Regions from separate parts of the Mus musculus genome. Here region 2 is linked to region 1. Evidence: chromatin contacts called from ENCODE Hi-C or POLR2A ChIA-PET data. All regions are on one chromosome and are shown on one strand. The core of a region is the stretch at or near the end of the contact, and the rest is flanking DNA. Distances in the headings are between cores, read along the strand shown. Region 1 holds the start of Ebf1 (early B cell factor 1). Region 2 has its middle 160 kb from the start of Gm12159.

What was found. A loop is a pair of places that touch in the nucleus more often than their neighbours do. ChIA-PET counts read pairs that join two places held with the same protein, here RNA polymerase II (POLR2A).
Region 2: a loop to region 1 is called in a map of Patski, with 2.8 times the contacts of the local background. The contact joins the enhancer-like site here to the promoter of Ebf1 in region 1. A Hi-C loop is called at or near these places in 1 of 37 maps with a recorded cell type or tissue (Patski). POLR2A ChIA-PET finds 5 or more read pairs at or near these places in 1 of 5 experiments (Patski).

What each region holds. Positions count from the first base shown.
Region 1 is chr11:44,616,667-44,619,867 of GRCm38, forward strand. Ebf1 (early B cell factor 1) reads left to right here and starts at 1,434. Exons shown (of 16, transcript NM_007897.3): 1 at 1,434-1,646. The coding sequence starts at 1,513.
Region 2 is chr11:45,273,366-45,276,566 of GRCm38, forward strand. No RefSeq gene overlaps it. Among named protein-coding and RNA genes, the nearest start is that of Gm12159, 160 kb to the left of the region's middle. Within about 2 kb of position 1,601, at least 1 of the 3 ENCODE cell types and tissues checked has a DNase peak (open chromatin) inside an H3K27ac peak, as active enhancers do.

The DNA.
Region 1 (3,201 bases), core at 184-2,683:
CTTGCGGTCTACTAAAGTCGTATTGGTTGGGGCTTTAGGTTTCTCTACCTCTCCTGACACGGAGATAATGTCTTCCGAGTGCCCTCAAGTCTCGATCTCGCGCACATAAAGTTCATCCCGCCACCCTTGTTTCAGAGTGAAGAGCTGGACACCTGGGATGGGCATCCTGCCTTTTCTGCCTGGTCAGTCCTTTTTTCCTCCACGTTTGCCCCCGAAGTCCCAGGACAGGCAAGCAAGGGACTAGGCGTCTGCCCAAAGAGAACGCAGTCAGTACGCCTCCGTCGCGCTCAGGGCTCGGAAGGGATGCTTAAGAACTGCCATGGTGCATACCCCTTCGACTCAGGATACCTCCATCTCCTTCCCTCTGCCCCCTCTCTCGCTCTCTAAGGCCACGCTCCTTCCAGTTTAGACGCTAGAGCTCAGAGATCCCTTGCTCGCCACTTTGCCGGGAACTTTGGCGGCTCCCCTGCGCCACAAGGAGAAGGATGTTAATGAGGGAGTGTGGCCAGGCTCTGTGAACAAGCCAGCTCGGGAGCTGCGATTGGCTGTGATAAGGCGGAAGGATGACGTTATGCAAAGAAGGGGCGTGTCTAGGCTGCGAGGGCCCCGCCTCCTTCCCTTTGGGGTTAGTGTGCCTGTGTTTAGCTCTGGGGAGAGTCAAACTGGATTCCACAGGGAGAGCCTGCAAATCACTTCTATTTTAGCAAGGAGAAAACAGAATCTCCATCCAGCAGGGTCCACCCCTCTCTTTCTCCCTCTCCTCTCTTTTTCTATCTCTTTCCCTCCCCCCTTCCTCTTTCCCTCTCTCTCCCCTTCCCCCCCCCCCCTCCGGTGTATCTGTCTACAGCAACCAGCGTCCTCATCTACACGCACGGAAAGGAAAGAAACATCTTTGGTTGAGAGAGGAGGAGGAAAAAAGAGAGAGAAAAAAACTTGCCTGGTTGTGGAAAATGACACTTCAAGTAGCCAAGCCGGCTTCGAGAGTCGTATCTATTGTTTCTTAAATTGTCATCAGGGTGGTTTTTTTTCTTCCTGCTTCTTCAAGTGAAGGTACCGCTACAAAAGGAAACTCCAGCCCCTCCTGTTCTCCAACGGCCTGTGATTACTACAAAAAGAAAAAAAAAAAGGCAAAAAAAAAAAAAAAAGCAAAAAAAAAAAAAAAAAAAAAAAAAAAAAAGGAAAAAAAAAGCACCCAAACTCAAAACCAACCAACCAAACAACCCCCAACAGCCAGGCATATATCTCTGTTTTTTCTTAATTTTGGTCTTTTCGTTGGATTTTCCCTTTCTTTTTTTTTCCCCTCGCCCCCCTCCTTGTTATCGCTCAGTTTTGAGCGAAGGTTTACATTTTTAAAAATTTTGCTTTTCAGCCCGCCTTGATGTAGCGCGAGTCTCATCGACTCAAAAAAAAAAAAAAAAATCTGTGGTTGGCGTTTTTTTTTTTTTTTCCTTTTTTTTTTTTTCAAATATTTTCAAAGGGGAGGAGATTTTTCCACAAGAAAAGGTTGTTTTCATGTTTGGGATCCAGGAAAGCATCCAACGGAGTGGAAGCAGTATGAAGGAAGAGCCGCTGGGCAGCGGCATGAACGCGGTGCGGACGTGGATGCAGGGCGCCGGGGTGCTGGACGCCAACACAGCGGCGCAGAGGTGGGTACCGCTGGGGGACCGTGGAGGAGAGGCCACCGGCTAGCGGGAGAGCCCGGAGACGGCGGCGCGGCTACCCGGGGCCTGGCCACGCGAGTGCGTCTGCCGCTGCGCTGCGCTCGCCGCCCGAGCTCCGCGCTCCTCGGCTGCGCAGCACTCGTCGCCGGGTGGCCAGAGATCAGCGAGCTGCTGGAGGGAGCCGAGCCCAAGCTTTGCCGGCACTTTCCGCAGCCCCATCTGCGAGTGTTTTCGTTTTGTTTTAACCCAGAAGAGGCGTCTCTGCAGCTCGGTGTTGGATAGCTGCGCTTTTCTGACCGCTTGTTTTCTTTTCTGTGTGGTTATATTTTTCCCTTTTCCTCTCCTTCTCTTCGCTTCCTTTCCCCTTTATTTCGCTTCAGTTCTTTCCTTTTTCTTCTTCCCTCTTTTCTTTTTTCCTACTTAATTTTCTTCTCTCCCCCTTTCTTCCTTTCTATTTTCTACCTTCTTTAATTCTTTCCTTTCCCCCTATCTTTCCTTTCCCTTTTCTACCTTCTTTAATTTTTTCTTGTCCTTCTCCACTCTTTTCCCCCCTTCTTTCTCAGTTTCACTCTTCGTTTTTCTCTTCTCTTTCCTCACCTGGCTCTCTCCCCCGTTTCTCTCTCTCTCTCTCTCTCTCTCTCTCCATTTTTCTTCTTGGAGTCTCCTCTTATTTCTCCTATCTGGTTCTTTACTCTCTCCTCTCTCCACTTCTTAGCCTTCAGTTTTTCTCAGTCTGCCTGTAGAATAGTGATTTCCAACTTTAATTTTCACATCTCCTAAAAGCCACCCTCATCCACTGTCACCTTGGCCTTCCCCAGTCCCTCTCCCACTCTCCAGATCCTACACTGAGTGATTTGGAGGCCATGCTCTTGGAGACCAACTTGAGGAACTTCCCTGGACACACCCAGTGCCCTGTCCAGGGGCTCCTAGTCCCAAGTGAGAAATGGTACCTTGCCCTTTTCATTGCTGGCCACCACCTGGGCTTCGGGGAAAACTTTGTGGGCCCAGGCTCCATTAGACATAAAGGGTGCAGAAGGGGAATGGGGAGTAGTTCCATCTTTCCATTTTTGGGGGGAAGGGCTAGGGACAACTGTCCTATACTGTTTCCATCCCCATGAGCACAGGGTTGGGAGTGGTTGGTAGTGAGAGTGAATTGGGTAACTAGGCTAGAAGCGAAAGTGTGTGTGTGTGTGTGTGTGTGTGTGTGTGTGTGTGTGTGTGTGTGTGTTGTCCGATAGTGTCCGGCAGTTTGGGCTGTCATTGTGGTGCCCCCGGGCATCCTATTCTCCAGTCCCCCGCGGATCTTCTCAGCCAAGAAGCCTTGGCCCTTTGGGTTTCTGGAATGTGTGAGGAGGATTTCTCAGAATGGCAAAACTTTGGCAAGACAGGTCTTTTATTTAAAAAAAAAATTAACCAAACAACAACAGTCACTTACAACAGTAAAACAAGACGCCCCAGTTCTCTTTCCCATGGCGATCGATCATTTCTAATAGCCGCGAGTCCCAATCAGGGACCCTTCTCCGCTTGCTTGCCGTTTGTG
Region 2 (3,201 bases), core at 351-2,850, 660 kb after region 1:
GCCCATTCCCCTTCTACATGGAAGATTATGAAAGTATTACCTATTAGAGCATGAAAGTACATATGATCTTTTTCATGTATCTATAACTTAGCAACTAAGGGGCAAAGTTGAACTGGAAGGGCAGACATTACCCATAAAGGAAGTGGGTGCATTATAGCCCAATATTTTGTCTTCATTATCTTGTACAGAATAAGCTCTCATCTGAAACTTTCATGCTGAGCAGTCAAAAGGGATATAAAAATGTCAAACAGCAGTCGTCACCCTTGCCTTACCATATGAGGGCCGTATATGCACCACGTACAACTGGGTACTGAATGTGGCCTTTCAACTTCAAGTTCCGTGTTTTATTTCCACTCTGCTGCAAGCTTCTTCTACTTGGATTACCCATGCACGAACCTAAAAGAATGTAGTTTAATTACATCATCAAAGACCCTTAAACACCCTCTTCTCCCCCAAAGATGTCTTCTCAGCGCTCACCAAGCACTGGTCACACTTCAAATTAAGTGCCATGTGTAAGAATGTAATGTAGACTTAATCAGACAGTTATTATATGTTAAAGACCTCACAGTTATTTAAAACATATTTATTGAGGTTTAACAAGTATGCCAAGACAATTTTCCACAAACAGCAGGGACTGCTAAGAGAATGCAGTCAAGGACTCTTACACCAGGCGATGTGTCTTGGGCATGGATGTACTTTATACCAGACTGCTAAAAAAATAATGAAGACTCTCAAAGGGCTTCCATCTGGGAGGGCAAAAGGGACAGTGAATTTGTGTACTGCACACTCACCCCTGGAGACCCAGGAGCAGTTCCTGTTGGAGATGGGCATGAAAAATGAGCTTGGGGGTCTTCCACTCATCCTCATTTGTGCTCTGAGCAAAGCCAACTGTACTGCAATGGTGTGATTGATGAGGGCCATTTAGGGGAGCTGGCTGGGTGGGGGAGAGAAGAGTTCAGGAGGAGTCATTGGGAATAAGTCAGAGGGAGGGGACTCGTGAAGACTCTGGCCATAATATTGATGCTTGAAAAATTTAAAATGTGTCTATCTGTGTCACACACGCATAATAATCCCCTCTAGACAGCGGCTACCACAGGACACAATCACCCCCGTGTGGTGTTTGAAAACATTCATCTTCTTAGGCATGGACCCAATGCTCTCTCCCTTAGGCTCTATGTGTTATATATGAGGAAAGTGGGCTGGAAGGAGCTTCCTTTCCACCCTGCCCAGCCCTCCTCCAGCTGCAGTGGCAAAGCCTATGTTGTGGCCTGGAATACTGACGCCATGGCAGTGGCCTGACACGGTGGCGCCTGGCCGGCAGCATGACTTCACAAGAGGGTCAGGCCAGAAGACCTCAGATGGACCATGAGTAAGGAAAGCAGCAAAAACTAATATCCTGAGCAGTCAGAAACACGCCGAAGGAAATTATTCATAAATATTTGAGGAGCGATGCAGCCCAGAGTCTTGAGAGAACAGCTGTCGGTCTCCAGGTTCATCCAAAGCTCCACCCCCCCACCCTTTCTTACAGTCCAGCTTCTGCTCTGTGCCAAGCCCCACAGTGCCCTCACCTGCCTCTCACACAGCAGTGCCTGGATGCCATGCAGGTTGGCAGCCACCCACTAGGTCTCTAGCTGGTAATCTAGAAAAGCTGCTCATGTTGAATATGCAGCAACCTCAATGAATTTCCTTCTACTCCTCTCTGAGCCTCTGTGTTTGTGTGTGTGTGTGTGTGTGTGTGTGTGTGTGTGTGTGTGTGTGTCCACGCATGTATGAAAGAAGTGGCATAGACTCTGGCCAATGATGAAAATCAACTGCAGGAGGATAATTATGTTTTACAGTTTTGCTAAACACAAGAAAGTATTTTCTCAGGCCATTTAATTGGAACAACATCATGGGTTATACCTTCATTGTAATAAAACTCCACTGTGTGTCCAAGCGCCAGGGGATTTATTAACTCGCTTGAGCTCTGAGAATCAGCAGGCAGGGTCAGACACGGCCAGTGATGATGACATCATAGGTTTTGGCAGCTCTTTTCAACTGGTGTTGAGTGAGGTAATGTCCCCAAAATTAAAACTGACAGTAAGATTAATGATGATAGATTCACTGAGGGATTTTTTTTTCATGATTTAAATTGGTGTTCTGTTTCTTCCAGGCTGGATAGCCAAGAGAGCCTTGTACCATTAGTTCAGCATATCAGGAAAGCAGATAACAGAAGTCCCTTCCTTAAGCCTCTAGGGACAGGCAAGAACTTTAGGGTTAGGGGTAATTTAGAGATAGAAAGACACACCCTCAAGTCTGTCATGCTAGTTTGGACAGTGATATAAACTGTCCTTATCAGACCAGCAAACACAAGTGGATTCAAAACTTAGGTACTAAAATGGCCATGTGTCTAATGTGGGGTGGTGGCCTTGTGCAGGGGCAGGGAGTACCACCTCACGGAATCTTGCTTAAGTGAGTCAGAATCCATGGTCCCATAACTGGAGCAGGGCTGGTATTTTATAGTTTCTATAATGAAAACATTTCAGAGAAGATGAGGAGCATAAAGTGCAGTCTGAGGCTGGTATTTAGACTAGGCATAAGCTGTGTGGGAAAGATTCATTGTAGCAGGCATCTTAGATGCTCGGCTGTCTTACAAACACGATTTTCCTAATTGACTAATTATTCTACTCCCAGTCTACTGTAAAGTTCTCAAGAGGGGGAACCAACTGTTTTCATCATTGGGATGTCCATCATTATCACAGTAGCATACAGCAGGCACTCAAAAATATTTGTTGAACATGTGTTCCCTCAAGTAGATCCCTTGAGCAATTCTCATTAGAAATTTAGTCCTTTTTTTTCCATTTTTTATTAGGTATTTAGCTCATTTACATTTCCAATGCTATCCCAAAGGTCCCCCATACCACCCACCCCCACTCCCCTACCCACCCACTCCCCCTTTTTGGCCCTGGTGTTCCCCTGTACTGGGGCATATAAAGTTTGTGTGTCCAATGGGCCTCTCTTAGAAATTTAGTCTTATGACAGAGTTTATGGAGTAAATGTTTAAATAATAAAAGGTCGTTTCTTCAATACATGGTCTATATGTTCACTAGTCCATATGGAACTATCTCACCAATCTGAAATAATATAGTTTACCGTTGAAAAAGTGTACAAGAAAACACAAAGGAAAAGCATCCTAGGATATATGCTAAACAGCCACTTGTC